Linked DNA regions of Homo sapiens: region 1 is linked to region 2. A link is an interaction called in ENCODE POLR2A ChIA-PET data of the cell type or tissue named here. Cell type or tissue: OCI-LY7. All regions are shown on one strand. Each heading gives the region's core, and the rest is flanking DNA. Links, peaks and the distances in the headings are about the cores only.

Evidence for each region. Peaks named below come from ENCODE experiments on the same cell type or tissue, not always from the same donor. Only the 100,000 strongest peaks of a DNase experiment are listed, where the experiment ranks them.
Region 1: POLR2A ChIA-PET joins it to region 2 with 5 read pairs; 2 of 35 experiments call an interaction of 5 or more read pairs at or near these places.

What each region holds. Positions count from the first base shown.
Region 1 is chr1:33,405,675-33,415,069 of GRCh38, reverse strand. The region is part of intron 1 of PHC2 (polyhomeotic homolog 2); the gene reads left to right. Among named protein-coding and RNA genes, the nearest start is that of PHC2, 21 kb to the left of the region's middle. In OCI-LY7, for the core only: no CTCF peak of the experiment used is centred there; no DNase peak of the experiment used is centred there.
Region 2 is chr1:33,060,526-33,069,920 of GRCh38, reverse strand. No RefSeq gene overlaps it. Among named protein-coding and RNA genes, the nearest start is that of AZIN2, 16 kb to the left of the region's middle. In OCI-LY7, for the core only: no CTCF peak of the experiment used is centred there; a DNase peak (open chromatin) is centred at 5,430.

The sequences.
Region 1 (9,395 bases), core at 4,679-7,178, 340 kb before region 2:
GCAGTAAACTGGTACACTCGTAGGGCTCACTTTGTGTCCCTTTTCTTAGCGATCACAGGCCTGTGTTGCCTGTCAGCCAATGTATGAAAACCATTTCTTTCTATATTTAGTCCAATTTTTTTAGTTGCTTAAGGCAGGAGAGTAAATCTGGTCCCTGTTTCTTTAACTTCTAAATAGAAGTTTCAAACTTATTTTTTAGAGAACTTACATATTGACTACTAGTAGATTCCTTTCTTTAAAGAAATTCTGTCATTTAAAATATGGCTTGTGAATAGTTAAAAAGTAGATCTGCATTTAAAGTAACAAAATTCTACGTGATAAATTAAAAACAGGATTTAGGAGATTTAGATCTTCCCCACCTTGCTATCTAGCATACAATTAGAGAGTAATTCATTGCTATTAGAATGGCAGAGGGTTGAAAAGGAATTTCAAAATAAGGCTAAGGCAGACCAGAGTGTGATTTACTGCAGATCCATGGTTGTACAGAGCTGTAACCAGTTACTGAATCTTGGCTATAAACCCTTTAACTGCCCTACTGTCTATTTAAATTCTTTGTCAGTGGGCTTCAGTGTTTAAATGTTTGCTTTGATAAACATCCCAATATTCAAACAAGGAATAAAACATTCAGAACCATTGAGATAAAGATCAAAACAATAGTGAGAACATCTGACAAATGCTAACTTTTTAAACTGTAGAAGCCTCCACTAACTACAGACTGTCTGACCCCAGAATTAGGATTTTGCTCCCTGTCCTTGCTGGCCACACTGAAAATAAGTGAGGCTAATTACAATAATCTATCCTGGGGCAGGTTATTTGGGGCAATAAATCAACCTCAACTGTTAACCTTTCTTGTGTGTGTGTGTGTGTGTGTGTGTGTGTGTGTGTGTGTGTGACAGAGAGAGAGAATACATATGTAAACATGATGCATGGGCACTTATTTATTTAGTATCTTATATATGCCAGGCATTTTAATCTTCATAACAGCCCTGCCAACTCAGTTTTTAGATATACATTTAAGGGATTTAATGAACAAGCTGAGATCTAGAGATACTAAATGATGAGTTCAAGTTTTTCCATTATACCATGCTGTTTCTCACAATGCCATGCTGTATTACCCTCAGTAGCACCATAACTCAGTTGTCAGTAGACCACAAACACAACATTGGGTCATCCATCTTGCAGTCATGTACTCTGGGCCACAGGAGGCATTCGAAGACAGAGTTTGATGGATAATTACAGCTTTTTTCATTAGGAAAATAATTTGAAGTTCATGGTTTACATACAGTGGATCAAAACAACAATAAAGCAGTGAATACACTTTGTTATTATCTATATAGGCCAGTTTTACTGAAAAAGACTGATACATCCCCAATACCATACCACCTGCTGCTCAAAGACAAGCCTTTTAGTTTGAGGTTGTAGTCACTATTGGCAAAGTCTGACTGTGTTTGCAACTGTCTTTTAAACTTACAATCTTCATAAAGAGCTTCACTTTTGAGATTGTTGCCATTGAATGATTTTTCTGTGACTGTTTACTAGCTGGGCCTGAATAATCTCCTGCACCAGCCACTTTGCCTGCGGTCTCCTTTATTTCATTCATCATGAGGAAGCCACCTCAGGCTCCTGTTGTCATTTCTCTCTGCCTATATGTCAGTATCCAGTGTCAGTGGACTGGCTATATTTCAATACTTCAGTGTTAGATAGTAGCCCTAATAAATGCTTGTCAATTTAGCAACAGTAGTTATCCAATTATTTCTGTTGTCGTGGTACAGACAACCTTGGTTATAACTACTTAAAAGTCCAGGCCGGGCACAGTGGCTCACACCTGTAATCCCAGCACTTTGGGAGGCCGAGGCGGGGGGATCATCTGAGGTCAGGAGTTCGAGACCAGCCTGGCCAATGTGGTAAAACCCCATTTCTACCAAAAATACAAAAATTAGCCAAGTGTGGTGGCACATGCCTATAATCCCAGCTACTTGGGAGGCTGAGGCAGGAGAATCACTTGAACCCTGGAGGCAGAGGCTGCAGTGAGCTGAGATTGTGCCACTGCACTCCAGCCTGGGTGACAAGAGCGAGACTCCATCTCAAAACAAACAAACAAAAACAAACAAACAAAAAAAAAACAAGTCCATATGTAAGGTCCCTGATGATAACCCTGAGTTTCCTATAAAGACAAAAATGCTGCCAGCCTTTACTTTGGCTTGTGACTAATTGGGCATTAGTGCCTTACTTTTGAAATCTATGTCAAGCTTTTAATTCTGTTTCTGAATTTTTCAATAACCATGCTATCCTTCAATTACAAGATTTATGCTCCTGATGCATCATCAATACTCTTTCAAGTTTTGTTTTCTAGTATTAGAGATAAGTTGCACCGAACTTGAGAATTTGCCACTTATTAGGGTAGGGGCTAGATAGGGTACATATATCTGGCACTGTATTAGTGAGGGGTTTTTTCAGTGTGAAATGTGCTGGCCTGTGCAAGGATTAAATCTATAACTTTGGTTTTATTAGGGCAATCAGTGATCATGCTTTCTATATACAGAATGAGGATTCAAGATTCAGGTATTGTTTATTTATTCCTCTTCACCAAAGTTTAGGGTAAAGCTGGTGGTAATTGAATAGAAAAGGAAAAGTGATGTTTAGTGTTTGAATGCACGCGCACGCACGTGTGTGTGTATTTGTACAGTAACACTTTGATTTTTAAGTTATCATATAATTAATAGTTAAGAGAAAGGCTCCAGGGCCAATCTAACTAGAATTCTGGCTCTTCCAGTTACTAATTATAATTGTAACCCTGGTCGAGTTACTTAACCTGTCTGTGTTAATGTATCTTGTGACCTCGATCAATTTACTTTAGTTCTAGCAGATTTTTTGTGGATTCCTTAGGATTTTTTACAAACACAATTATGTTGTTTGCAAATACAGTTTTACTTCTTCCTTTCTAATCTTTAAACCTTTTTTTACCTGCCTTATTGCACTTCCTAGTACCTCCAGTATGATATTGAATAGACAATTGAATGGCCATTCTCAATCTTAGGGGGAAAGCATTCAATCTTTCCCTTAATAAATATGATGTTAGCTGTAGGTTTTTGTTAGATATCCTTTAAGAGATTGAGGAAGTTTTCTTCTATCCTGGTTTGTTGTGAATTGTTATGATGGTTGAGTATTGAATTTTGTCAAATGATTTTCCTTTGTCTATAAAGATGATCAGGCCCGGTGCGAATGGCTCATGCCTGTAATCCCAGCACTTTGGGAGGCCGAGGCAGGCAGATCATGAGGACAGGAGATGGAGACCATCCTGGCCAACATGGTGAAACCCCACCTCTCCTAAAATACAAAAAATTAGCTGGGCGTGGTGGCGCGCACCTCTAGTCCCAGCTACTCGGGAGGCTGAGGCAGGGGAATTGCTGGAACCCAGAAGGCAGAAGTCACAGTGAGCCGAGATCATGCCACTGCACTCCAGCCTGGTGACAGAGCAAGACTCCGTCTCAAAAAAATAAAAAAATAAAACTAAAAGATGATCATATGATCACTTTCTTTATTAATATGCTGATTTACATTGCTAGATTTTTTTATGTTAAACTTTGCCTTAATATAACAACAACAACAACAACAACAAAAAACAGAGATGTTCCAGTATGTTTCTCTGTGCATTTTTGGGGAACTAGCAGTATCTTAAGGTAGTTTAGAATCTCTAGGTTTATTCTCTAGTTGTCTCTCAATTTAAAGACTAAATGTTAATGATATAATAATCAACAGCAATATTTCTTCTGGGAGAGAACAAATGATTATATTGAGATTTCTTGATTAGTGATTTAAGTATATTTTAGTGAAATATAAACCAGTACAAGGAGAATATCATATTTATACTAGCTTTCAGATTATTTATTTCTCCCATAATTCACAGAAAAATAATTTTAATTCTTTTGAGAACTTCCTTTTTAAAGAAATGAATATATTGGGTAATGAAGCTGGCTGGCTAAATAAGACATATAATTATCGAAATGTAATTCATTCCATATTTAGAAATTATTTTGCACTAGTAATCATAATAAATGGAAGTCTCCAGGTGAAGAAAGACTTGGTTCTTCATTGGGTGATAAACAAAACAAGGACCCCCATAGTTAGTGCCTTGATTTATCATGCTTGCTATTTAACTGTGACCATAATATGATGTTTGTTCTCTTTATATAAAGGAAGGTTTTTGTTGTTTGTTACTGAGTATTTCCAGTCCTGTTTAATTATAATGGCTACTATTTTTGTAAAGAAGGTATTTTAAAATCAATGCTTAAATGTAGTAAAAATGATTCATTCCCCCAATGCCAGTTCCAGTCCTACAAATGGAAATAGCACTGAGGAGGACATCAGCTGATTTAATCTTCCATTAAGGTTTTATTTGCATAGCCCTTGATCCCTAAAGGCTTAGTCTGCCCATTGCCTCAACAAACCCTTTGTACAAATAAAATTGAATCAAGCAGATGAGTGAGTAAGTGTGTCTGGATAGCAGCCCTGGAATATCGCTACCCTTCTCATTTGCAAAGCTACATTTCCCAGTCCTTTCTGCATACACACAGGCTGTGGGGTCAAACCCGATTAGGTGCTCTCATCAACTCTTTTACAGGATTGGCCTTTTCAGCTTCGAGAAGCAGCATGACCTGTTCCATTCAGCGGCTGTTCTTAGCCCATTCTTTAGCTCTGTCTGTTACGTTCCCATGGAGTGAGGCTCTGGCTTCTCCTGCACATGCTCCCTGAGAGAGTCATTCACAAAGACAATCTGCTCTCCAAGGAAAAGCAGCAAAGCCAGCTGAGGAAAGAGATGATGGATCATGCCAACCAGAGGGGAAGAGTAAGGCATATTAAAAATGACATCAGTGCAGTAATCCCACAGGGATTAATACAAATTGAACTGGTATGTTTTTCCTGGAAATTCCAGCTCATTCCAGGCATTCATTTTTTCCATAAAGGAGTGGGGGCAGGTTTGATTCTCTCCATGTGACAAGCAATTCAGCAGCAGAGGCAATTAAGCCTTATTGACCGGCACTATACAAAACTACTAAATATTCAACAAACAGACCTTCCAGAGAAAATACATGAGGTCATTATAGTAATAGTTTCCCCTTTGGGTATTCTTCAAAATATTTTTATTTAGTTTGAGTGTGAGAGATAATATAATGCCTATAAGGATAGTTTAAAATGGTAGAAAACTATCACGTTTTAAGTATGTGACATTCTGTTAGCATTATGTGAATAAATTTCTGTCTCTCTGCAATCAGTTCAGTTCACCAAATATATATTATGAGACACCTATCCAATGATGGATGAATGTTACTCTTCTGGTGGCTAAAAACCTATGTATGGACCAAGTGGGACAGACTATAGAATTGGAAGAATGTGGACTTCTCTGCCAACCAGTGATAGATAGATTGGGCCTGGAAAGGGCTGGTCTGAGGTGGCCTATTAGATATGGGAACTCTAGTTTATTTTTTAATAATGAATGTTATTTTTATTACAAAAGTATATATTTTCATTATAGAAGATTTGGGGGAGAGGAATAAGCATAGTCAAGAAAAAACCTGTTATCCTAGCACCCCGAAGTAATGCTGTTAATGTTTTGTTTTATATCCTTCTAGTTTTTTAAATTTATGAGTGCATACATTTTCTTATTTAAAAAAAGATCTTGTTACACACTCTTTCTTAAACTGATTTTATCACCTTACTATGAACCTTTTTGTGTCCTTAAATATGATATTCTATTATATGAAAGTACAATTACTAATCCTTACCAATGGGATTTTAAATCTTCAATTTCCCCTCTTGTAATGACCACTCAGGTAGCTGAATCTTTGTGAACCCCTGGGATTATTTTAAAGATAAATTAATAAACATGGAATTACTGGGTTAAAACCTATGTAAAATACTATGGCTCTAGATGTATATTTTTTAAATATACCCCAATTTATATGTCTTTCAGCAGTGAGTATATGAGAAAATTTGACTTCTAAGCTACTCATGATTGAACAGTATCAAACTCTGTATTTGTATTTACTTACTTGTATATTCTTGCACTCTGATTAAGTTCTCAAACTTCATGTAAAGTAGTTCTCATTGTTCTCAGTATTCAACTAGTGGTCTACAACAAGTAGGTGGGAGATGGGGAAAGAGATGAATTCCTGAGAGTCTGGTTCTCTCCTGGGGCTCTCAAGCCCTGGGATGGTAACAAGGAAGTCAAGAAGACTGGCATTTTATCTTTTTGTCCCAGGTCCTAGAGAAAGGATGAGAGATATACTTAAAACCTACTAAAAACAGGCCAGGCGCGGTGGCTCATGCCTGTAATCCCAGCACTTTGGGGGGCCGAGGCAGGCAGATCACAAGGTTAGGAGTTCGAGACCAGCCTGGCCAACATGGTGAAACCCCGTCTCTACTAAAAAAACAAACAAAAAAATTAGCCGGTTATGGTGGCACATGCCTGTAGTCCCAGCTACTCAGGAAGCAGAGGCAAGAGAATCGCTTGAATCTGGGAGGCGGAGGTTGCAGTGAGCCGAGATCGTCCCACTGCACTCCAGCCTGGGTGACAGAGCGAGACTTCATCTCAAAACAAAAACAAACAAAAACAAAACAAAAAAACTACTAAAAACAGAAAGGGTATCTAATCTTCAAGAGCTTACTGTCTAGTCAGGAGAAAGAACATACATCCATGTGAAGCAAACTAGTGCAGCTCCATTTGAAGCAAACTAGTGCAAATAAATTCATACAATTCAAACTATTTTCTTATTGGTTGATGATTTAAATATGTTATTCTTTTTGCTTGTGAACAGATTCTGACGTGATGTGACAAAAATAGACTAACTGATTCACTCCCTCTCCAGCTTTCCATCACACTTAATCCAGAAACTTTCACTTCCAGTAATGGCGAGCTAGATAATTAGGATGACAAGGACAACTTAAAAAACTGAGAGAAATAAATTTTTTAAATTTTCTTACATGTACTAAAAAGGTAACAAAATAATAAAATAGGCTTGGGCCAAAATCTAGGGTAAAACAAGAACCCACGAGGTAAACTCACCATTCAAAGCCTCTTTCTCCCCCCTCACACCTTGTTTGTGCTCTAGACCCACATGATCAGGGACAGGCCAGAAACCTGACCACAGGTATCAGGAATGCCAGCTCCTGAGAAAGCTAACCTGATGACTACTTCATTGTTTTTAACTTCATCTATTTCTATGAAACACATTGATTGTACCATTTTTTTAAAGTGTTAAGATTATTAGGTATGTAAATTTGCTGCAATTGTTTTTAAATAAAAATACTATCTCTTAGAATAATGAATTTTAAAAATACCTCTCTCTCTGAAGGCATTTACTAGTCTGAATGAAATATCTGTGTAGTCAGGCTGAGTTTTTGGTAGTCTTATAGGGGAAGGAAGACAGGAATCAAAGCTGAGAGCCTGCCCAGGGTAAGAAATCTGATAAACCACCTCCCTGTTTAATCCAGGAATCTCAAGTGCTCCACCTTCAAAGTAAGAGTGAACTAGAAGTAAACCATTACTGGAGCAGCTCAAGTTTGTGTTACTCAGGTAGTCCAGGGAACCTCAAACTTTTGACATAGATAGACTAGGATGGTTCCATACTAGTAGTGGTTTCTGGTGCTTGACAGAATCAAAAAAAAATCATTTCTAGAGAATGGAGCCATTATCTTTGGACATTTATTAACCTTGAAAATATTTATTTTCTAGTATAATGACCAACAGTCAAAGATAACACTTTCACAGAATAACAAGATACCCTGAGTAGTAAACAGCAGAAACAACAGAGTCCCACAGAAACTTCAGAAATTGCAATCATGAGACAGACTGTAAAGTAACTATCCTGACTATGTATAAAGAGATTTTTAATGAGCTTGAAAATATCTGCAAGAAGGGAATCTATAAAAAGTATTGTAACAGATTGTTTTAAAACTAAATAGAACTTACAAAAGTGAAAAATATAACCATCAAAATTATGAACTCAGTGAACATATTAATCAGTAGATCATATACAGCTGAGGTCAGAACTGAAAGATGAGTCTGAAGAAATCATCCAGAGTGTAGCAGAGAAGAGAAAATGATAGATCATATGCAAGATAGGGTAAGAGACATGCAGGTCAGAATAAGAATACCTACTAACATACCCTTATGGAAGTCCCAGAAGATAAGGAAAGAGAGTTTTGGGACAGAGGATATTGGAAGAGATGGTAGCAGAGAATTTTCCTTAATTGATAAAAAACAGCAATCCACAGATTAAAGAAGCCTAATAAATTTATTCTTCTGACAAGTAGACCCAGGCAGAAGGAAAATTTATCTCAGATGGGTATCCCAGAAGGAAAATTAAAGGCATTTTGAGGCAAACAAAAACAGAGTTTGCCTCTATTACATCAAATGTAAATGGACTAAATGTTCCCATTAAAAGACAAAGATTGTCATACTGGATAAAATAATACTATAACTCTCTGCTGTTTACAGAAGACACACCTAAAATATGTCAGTAAGTTTTCAACTGTGGGTGATTTTGCCCTCAAGAAGATATTTAACAGTGTCTGGACTTATTTTTGGTTGTCATAACCTGGGGAAGTGCCATTGTAAACTACAGTGCATAGAACTGCACCCCCCGCCACACACACACAAGGAATTACGTGGCCCCAATATCACGATTGGAGAAATCCTGATGTAAGTAAACAGAAAGTTAAAAATGAAAAGATAGTAAAGAAAATATATACCAAAAGTAAGCCCAATTGCTATGTTAATTATAGACAAAATTATAATGAGTCAGAAAATACTTCTAGAAATAAAAGGGATTACTTCAAAATAATAAATGTCCATTTACCAGGAAAATCTAAGAATATTAAATTTTTATTCATCAAATAAAATGACCTCAAAATACTTAAAGCAAAAATTCCACAACTCTAAGGAAAAAGACAAATTCATTATCAAGGTGTTTTATATTTACATTCTTCTCTCAGCATTTGATATAAAAAGCAGACAAAAAGCCCCAGTAAGAATATGTAAGATTTGAATAACACAATTGTCAAATTTCACTAAGGGACATATATATAACACTGTACTTAACAACTGCAGAATATTATTTTCAAGCATACATGGAAGGAACAGTTATAAAAGTTGACTCTATACTGGATCACAGAGCTAGTGTCAACAATTTCATAGAATTAAAACCACACATAATTATGCTCTCTGACCACAGTGTATTGTTAGCATTCAATAAGAAAAAGATGACTAGAAATACCAATATTTGGAAATTAAGCAGTACACATATATAATCCATCACAGTGGAAATTAGAAAATATTCCTGACTGATAATGAAAAATACTATATATAAACTTTTCAGTAAATAAAGCTGAGCTTA
Region 2 (9,395 bases), core at 4,162-6,661:
TGATGTGCACATCTCTGATTGGCCAGACCTGGGGCTTGAGCCCCTTGCCCAAGATGAGATCAGCCCCATTCTTACAATATAGAATGAGAGTGGGGAAGGTATGGTTCTCCAGTAGAAAAATGGGGTGTTGTAACGTGAAAAGGGGGGATGAATTCTAGCCAGGAAAAAAATGCCGATGGATTCTCTTATTCTGTTTATCAGCACCCTGAGTGTTGCCCTACGTACTGGGGCACTCTTTTTGTCTTTTATTATTGTTTGTTTATTTTGTTGCTGTTGTTGTTTGGGGGTTGTTTTTTCTTTTTGTTTTTGTTTGAGACAGGGTCTTGCTCTGTCCCCCAGGCCGAAGTGCAGTGACACAATCACGGCTCACTGCACCCTCTATCTCCCAGGCTCTAATGATCCTCCCACCTTAGCCTCCTGAGTAGCTGGGACTACAGGCATGCACCACCATGCCTAGCTAGTTTTCAAATTTTTTTGTAGAGAAGAGGGTCTCCCTATGTTACCCAGGCTAGTCTTGGACTCCCGGGCTTAAGTAATCCCCCCACCACTGCACCCAGCCCCAGGGCACTCTTTTGCCTTAGGATCTTTGCACAGGCTACCCCTTCTGCCTGAAATGCTTTTTTAAAAATATAATAATATAAATCCTTTTTGCTTTTTTTTGTTGTTGTTGAGACGGAGTCTTGCTCTGTCGCCCAGGCTGGAATACAGTGGCACAATCTCGCCTCACTGTCTCTCGGTTTCAAGCGATTCTCATGCCTCAGCCTCCTGAGTAGTTAGGATTATAGGTTCATATCACCATGCCCAGCTAGTTTTTTGTATTTTTAGTAAAGATGAGGTTTCACCATGTTGTCCAGGCTGGTCTTGAACTCCTGACCTCAAGTGATCTGCCTGCCTCAGTCTCTCAAACTGCTGGGATTACAGGCATGAGCCACTGCACCCGACCTATAAATCCTTTTTTTAAAAAAAGTTTTATCTTGAAATTCATACAGAAACTTTCCAAAAATAGTATATATCTTTCACCCAGATTCCCCAAATGTTAACATGTTGACAATTTTGCTTTCCATTCAAATATATATATTTGTGTGTTTGTGAATACATGGATGGATAGATATGGATAGACAGAGGGATAAATTATTTATTTTTTCTAAACTGTTGGAGAGTAAGTTGCAGACATAAAGCCACTTTACACCTAAATATGTCCATGTGTATTTTGTCTAGAATGTGTTTCTGAAGGAGTGGCCTGCCCTTCCACACCTGTAGGTGTTTCTCGTCAGGTGGGACGAGAGACTGAGAAAAGAAAGAGACACAGAGACAAAGTATAGAGAAAGAAAAGTGGGCCTAGGGGACTGGCGCTCAGCATATGGAGGACCTGCACCAGGAGGACCTGCACCAGCACCGGTCTCTGAGTTCCCTTAGTATTTATTGATCATTATCTCTGACATCTCGGAGAGGGGGATGTGGCAGGACAATAGGGTAATAGTGGGGAGAGGGTCAGCAGGAAAACATGTGAACAAATGTCTCTGTGTCATAAACAAGGTTAGAAAAGGTGCCTTTATCTTCCCATTTTAGGGGAAAGAATGAGCTGAACCTCCTATGCAAAGTGGAATGATGATTCTCATTCTCCTGACAAGAAATAAAATAAGTAGCCTCCAGGCATTCCTTTCCACCAGAGGAGCAATTGTTTTTTAAATAGCCCTTTGGTGCCCAGTCTATTACTAAACCGTATGAGTCATTTTTTAATATTACTGCATGTGAGTTAACACAATCTTCCCAAATTAAAGTTTTAGATGGGCCCTCAAAATTTTTAGGGCATGGTTTTCCTGCAGGTTTATATTGAAAGTATGGGGTACCTCCCATTATTCCCCCTTTCATTTGTTTTAAAGGAGAAAGTGAGTGGCCAGAGACTAAATGTCCTGGTTCTTCTGTAGCTGATCTCTCCGGAAGATAAGCAGCCTAGACTTGAGTTTTTAGATGGATACAACCAGGTGCGTGTCTGAGGCACAGAGGTGGGTATTTATAACCTATGGTAACATTAAATGCAGTGCCTTCTTCTCCTGGTTGAGCAAGGCAATGGTCATCTGTAGCTCTAGGCATCTACACACTATTGTTAGTGTAGATTTTTGTAGGAGCATCAATCTAGGTGAGAGGTCAAATAAGTGGAGGAAAAGGCACATAAGCCCAATAAGAATAATTTTGTGTAGAAGGTAAATTAGTGTGAGAGGAAACTGGTGAGACAGAAAGTATAAGGAGGAGAATCATTAAATAAAACCTATTGTAAATGAGATTGAGTGCTGAAGGAGGAAGAGAACAGAGGGATGTTATTTTCAGGCTAATAGAAATGGTGAGATTTTTAGGTTTGTAAGGAGAAAAAGAGAGGTAATTAGAAGTGGGATTAGTTAGATGGGTCTCCATTGCCATCAGGGAGGATTGAATCAGACCCATTGTGATTTGGTGTGCCTGCTTCTGAGGAGTCGGCACAGATCTCACTACGTCTGAGGGCAGTCTGTGACACAGACGTCTTTTCTTTGTGGTTTTTGTTTGATGATCTCCTGGTGAAACACAAGCATATTCTCTTTCCTACGTTAAGGAGAATAAGAGACAATATTTAAAGGTTTGGGGAAATCCTGTAAGGCAGTAATTACAGCAATTAACTCTGCCTTTTGAGCAGAGGCATAAGGGGTAGAAATAAGCTGTCTGTAGGTCTTAAATAATTAATGTTACCTAAAAGTTTTTGGAAGTCATTTAAAGTTTTCAAAGAAACTCTCTTAATTTGAACTTTTTGAGGTTGAATACGTTGTTTATCGACCACCATTCCTAAATATTGAACAGGAGTGGTCTGTTGAATTTTATCCTGAGTGATGTGTAATCCAGCCTCTGTAACACAGCGGCTTAAAATTTGATAACAGTCAATTAATTCTTTATTAGTTGGGGTAGCAATTAAAATATCATCAATATAATGAAGAATATAGGCCTGGGGAAATTGGGCTCGAACTAGTGAAAGCACTTGTCCGACATAAAGCTGGCAGATTGTAGGGCTATTCAGCATTCCCTGAGGAAGTACTTTCCATTGATAATGAGCTGCAGGCTCCTGATTATTGATAGATGGTACAGTAAAAGCAAATTTTTTACAATCCGATTTATGTAAAGCAATATGAAAAAACAATCTTTAAGACCAATAACTATGAGAGACCAATTTTTAGGTATTAAAGCAGGGGCAGGCATGCTGGGTTGGACAGCTCCCATAGGTTTAATTACAGCGTCAATGGCCCATAAATTGGTTACCATACGCCACTTGCCTGATTTCTTTTTTACTAGAAACATAGGAGAATTCCAGGGGGAAAGAGAAGGTTCCACATTTCCAAGTTGTAACTGTTCAGAAACCAATTGAATTAAAGCCTCCAGATTTTCTTTAGAAAGCAGCCACTGCTGAATCCAAACAGGTGTGTCAGATTTCCATTGTAAAGGGATAGGATCAGGAGGCATGGCAGTGGCCACCACTAAAAAGGATAATCTAAACCATTACTGTCTTATTTTATAGTAATTGGGAGGGGTTTAATAATCCCTTCATGCTTCGGACCGAGACCTAGCCCAGGAACAAACCCATGTTTTTCATCATATGCCGACCGGGAACACTATAAGAGTTATATGGAATATTAATTTTAGCCTCAGTATCTACTAGGCCCTCAAAACTTTTTTCCTTGAATGTGTATGGTGAAGGTGGGCCGTTGTTTAGAAATTGTATTAATCCAATAAGCAGCCTTTTTACCACCAGAGTCTATCCCAGAGCCACGTGTCTTATCTCCTTTGTTTAAAACGATATTAGGTAGTAAAAGCAATTGAGCCTGTTTAACAGTAGTAAAAGAAACAGGAGCTTGGCCTGGGGCACGTAATTTATCCCAAGCTCTCATACACACCTTTGTTACTTGTTTTGTGGTAGGAGCATCAAAGCCTACTTGGGCTTAAGTATCAGAGAAACTATTGGAGCCTGTGAGCTGAGCCTGAGTAGTTAGAATGCCATTAGTCTGATTTAGCTGAGCCTGAACATGGGCCTCCTCTGCCCACCAGGCTGAGATGGGGTTAGAACAGCTTTTTGCCAAAAGGTCCAAGTCTAAAGGAAGTAAAGTGACCTCCATACAAAAAGTTTGTAATACCATTTTAACATAAGGAGAAGTAGGACCATACTGACTGAGTACAAGCATCCTTAAATTCTTTTAAAAAAAGTAAGATTGAGCAGTGCATATCGACACAGACCGGTTGAGGAACCGAAACGACAGGAGGGTGAGGGGCTGTAGTGGATGGGGGAGGGCCTGGAGAATTATAGGTAAATTGTAGTTTGGTCCTGGAGCCATTTGAAGAGACAAGAATTAGCATATCTATGGTCCTGGGCTGTGTGAGTCATGGCCGCGGGAGCTTCAAGTACCAGTTCTTCATGAAAAGAAGATAAGTAGGGGGTAACTTTAAGCCAAAGTCACCAGAGTTAGACATTGAATTTTCAGCATCGTTAGGTGGGGGAGGAGTAGCCGAAGGAAGAGGCTGATCAGATAATGAAGGCCGTGTGGGAGAGGAAAGTTGAGGAGGTATTAGGATGGCACGTTCCAAGGCCTAATCACCCCAAACAGTGACGGGAACATAATTCCCTGCTGGGACCAGCTCCCAGAATGTTGAACCAACACGATCCCATACTTTTACATATACGGTTCCTTTTTCAGGAAACCAAGGACAGTATTTTTCCAACACCCTGAATAGAGTGACCATATTTTCCATGGTTACTCAGACCCTTCCCTGTTTTAACAGGTCTACATCTAAGGTTCCTTTTTCTTCTAATTTTAACGTTTCAGTATATATCACCTCCTGTAATTGATTATAGTCAACATTTTGTGTTGACCGAGCCATTACCGGCTCTGCTACATATTTACAATGTGAACTTTCCATTCCTTTTCGGGATTCTATCCCTGCCTCTTCTTCACAATCTATTACACAGCTTTCAGGGGCATCAGAAACTGAAATGCTATCTTCTTCTGTTTGAAACAGTTCTAAAGCTACTTTAATAATGACCCAATCATTCCATATTGTAAGTGGGATGATTTTACCCTCCCTACTTGCTTGTTTTAATTCTTTGCCAATTTTTTCCCAATCTTTTAGATCTAAAGTTCCTTGTTCTAGAAACCATGGACAGAATTGTTCTATTGTTTGAAATAGCATGATTAGAGTTTTTGTAGAGACTCTAACTCCCCCTGTTTTTGAAATAATTTTAATAGAGCTAAAAGGCATATTTACTTTTAGTTTGCCCCATTGTTACCCTAGGTTCTTCCGAGCACACAAGCTTACCACAAGGCTGACTGTAGACTTACTCGGGAATCTCTCATTGACTTGTCCTCAATGACCACGCTCGAGCGTACCTTCACCCTAGAGAAAAGCCCCACGTTGGGCGCCAGATGAAGGGGTGGCCTGCCCCTCCACACCTGTGGGTGTTTCTTGTCAGGTGGGACAAGAGACTGAGAAAAGAAAGAGACACAGAGACAAAGTATAGAGAAAGAAAAGTGGGCCTAGGGGACCAGCACTCAGCATACGGAGGACCTGCTCCGGCACTGGTCTCTGAGTTCCCTCAGTATTTACTGATCATTATCTCTACCATCTCAGAGAGGGGGATGTGGCAGGACAATAGGGTAATAGTGGGGAGAGGGTCAGCAGGAAAACATGTGAACAAATGTCTCTGTGTCATAAACAAGGTTAGAAAAGGTGCTGTGCTTTGATGTGCACATACATAAACATATCTGGTGCATTAAAGAGCAGTATTGCCACCAGCATGTCTCACCTCCAGCCTTAAGGAGGTTTTTCTGTTATCTCAGTAGATGAAACATACAATCGGGTTTTACACCGAGACATTCCATTACCCAGGGATGAGCAGGAGACAGATGCCTTCCTCTTATCTCAACTGCAAAGAGGCCTTCCTCGTTTACTAATCCTCCTCAGCACAGACCTTTTATGGGTGTTGGGCTGGGGGACAGTCAGGTCTTTCCCTTCTTACGAGGCCATCTCTCAGACTATCACATGGGGAGAAACCTTGGACAATACCTGGCTTTCCTAGGCAGAGGTCCTTGCAGCCTTCTGCAGTGTATTGTGTCCTTGGGTACTTGAGATTAGAGAGTGGTGATGACTTTTAACAAGCATACTGCCTTCAAGCACTTGTTTAACAAAGCACATCCTGCATAGCCCTAAATCCATTAAACCTTGAGTCAACACAGCACATGTCTCTGCGAGCACAGGGTTGGGGGTAGGGTTACAGATTAACAGCATCTCAAGGCAGAAGAATTTTTCTTAGTACAGAACAAAATGGAGTCTCTTATGTCTACTTCTTTCTACATAGACACAGTAACAGTCTGATCTCTCTTTCTTTTCCTCACATGTTTCCTCCAGATATTCCCATGGCTCACTCTGCACAAAGCACACCCTCACTTCCTGCAAGTCTTTGTTCAAATGTCACCTTCTCAAGGAGGCCTACCCAATCACCCCTTTAAAATTTCAACCTGCCTTTCTGTGCACTGCTGTCACTCTTAATCCTCTTACCACTCTCTACTTTTTCTTCTTCGACAACACCTTTCACTTTCTAGGATACTTTAAAATTTATAGGTTAAATCTGTTTGTAATTTAAGCTCCCTAAGGACAGGAATCTTTGAACTTTTTGTTTACTGATATATCCCAAGCCCTTAAAGCAGTGCTTGGCACACAGCAGATGGTCCATAAATACCTATTGAATGAATAAATAAATGGGGTAACCCAGGGTCATAGCGAGTAAGTGGCATGGTGCTTTCATCAGACCCTATCATGGGTCAGCTACTGCTCTCAGAGCTCTTCTGTGACATCCTCTCGGGCTGCCTAGGTTCTCAATGGGCCCATCTATGACACTGCTTTATGTAGCCTCTAGCCATTGTGGGGTTGACCCAAAACAAAATTATGAGCTCTCAATTTTGCCATTGTTACCTCTGATGTTTCTTTTTTCTTTTTGAGACAGAATCTCCCTCTGTTGCCCAGGCTGGAGTGCAATGGTGCAATCTTGGCTCACTGCAACGTCCACCTCCTGGGTTCAAGCAATTTTTCTTCCGCAGCCTCCTGAGTAGCTGGGGTTACAGGCACATGCCACCATTCCCAGCTAATTTTTGCTTTTTGGGTGTTTTTTTTTGAGACGGAGTTTCACTCTTGTTGCCCAGGCTGGAGTGCAATGGTGCAATCTTGGCTCACCTAAACCTCCACCTCCTGGGTTCAAGTGGCTCTCAGCAACCCCCCACACACACCCTTATCCTCCAATCTACCCTGAACCCCAGCCACTGCCTCCTAGGCCAGGTTCCTTGATGTGCACATCTCTGATTGGCCAGACCTGGGGCTTCAGCCCCTTGCCCAAGATGAGATCAGCCCCATTCTTACCATATGGAATGAGAGCGGGGAAGGTATGGTTCTCTAGTAGAAAAGTGGGGTGTTGTAACATGAAAAGGGGGAATGAATTCTAGCCAGGAAAAAAATGCCAATGGATTCGCTTATTCTCCTGCCTCAGCCTCCCAGGTAGCTGGAATTACAGGCATGTGCCACCACGCCTGGCTAATAATTTTTGTATTTTTTTAGTAGAGATGGGGTTTCACCATGTTGGCCAGGCTGGTCTTGAACCCCTGACCTTGTGATCTGCCCGCCTCGGCCTCTGAAAGTGCTGGGATTACAGGTGTGTGCCACTGCTCCCAGCCTGATATCCCTTTTTCACTGCTTTCCCCACTCCAAAACCACTCTTTGCCCTAATGTTTCTCCCACATGGCAACTATTTCCATCTCATATGGCAAGGGGCAGGGCAAAGTGGTGCAAAAACACTGGGCAGGGAGTCCTTAGAAAGGACCCACTTCCCTCTTTGGGTCTCAGTTCCCCACTCTGAGATTCCCATGATCTCTGAGACTCTTGGTGACTCTGATAGCATCTGCCAGTCTAATACCTTTATACATTGACCTAGGGAGTCTGGGTTGAGATTTGTGGACTTTTCCCTGATAGCAGAATGTGTGGCTCATTCTCCCATGAAAAGCATCACAGGGAATAGATGAAAAAAGTGTTTTCAAGTCTATGGTTACTGCTTCCCTGCCTCTGGGTTTGAGAACTAGACAAATCTGGATTTCTATCTAAAGCTGCCACATCACTTAGTAGTTCTATGACCCTGCCAACTTGCTTCAGCTTTCTGAGTCTCAGTTTTCTCCACTGTAAGATAGGTTTAATAATATCTTCTCCAGAGGGTTGTTGGAAGGAGCAAATAAAAAGATGCATGCAAAGCACTTTGCCTATTACCTGGGACACAGAAAGTTCCAAAAATAGCAGCTGTTATTAGCACCTGTCTTAATCCATTTTCTGTTGCTTATAACAGAATCCCTGAACCTGGGTAATTTATAAAGGAAAGGAATTTATTTCTTAGAGTTATGGAGGCTGTTAAGTCCAAGGTGGAGGAGCTGCATCTGATGAGGACCTTTCTGCTGGTGGGGACTCTCTGCAGAGTCTCAATATGGTACAGGGCATCACATGATGAGGGGGCTGAGCAAGCCAGCTCAGGTATCTCTTCCTTTTCTTATGAAGCCACCAGTTCCATTTCCTGATAACCCATTACTCCATCAATCCATTAATCCATGAATGAATTAATCCATTCATTAGGGCAGAGGCCTCATGACCCAATCACCTGTCAAAGGTCCCACCTCTCAATACTGCCACACTGGGGACTAACCTTAACACGAGTTTTGGAGGGGACAAACATTCAAACCATGGCAGCATCTGAGCCCTGAGTGGATTCCTGCTGCAGCTGTGGCCACATGGTCAGGGAGCATTTCTGGAGTCCTCTCTGCATAGTAAGTGTGGGCCTGAGCCCTGTGTGCAGCTGCTGTGGGGCTGGTTTGGTGGGCGGTGTCTGCGGCTATTTTGGAGACACCAGTTCCTATTGTCTAGACAGAGTTCCCTAAGGCCATCATCTCCCCAGCATAGAGGCTGAGCCCAGAAGTCTGAGTCATAGAAAGCACTTGAAAGTCCCTGGGAAAGCCATCTGGGCCAGGAGCACTTAGAATATTTTTCCCTACATGTTTCTTTTATTGAAATATTATATTCATCTTTTATTGCTGCATAACAACTCAAAACTTAGTAGCTTAAAACAACAAACATTGATTATGTCACCCAGTTTCTGAAGGTCAGGAATTAGGAGGCAGCTTAGCCATGTGGTCTGGCTCAGGGTCTCCCATGAGTTTGTGGTCAAGCAGACAGCTAGGGCTGCCAACATCTGAAGGCTTTAACTGGAGCTGAAGAATCCACTTGCAAGCTCACTTACATAGCTGTTGACAGGAGGCTTTAGTTTCTTGCCCCTCGGATTTTTTCATAGGGATGCCCAA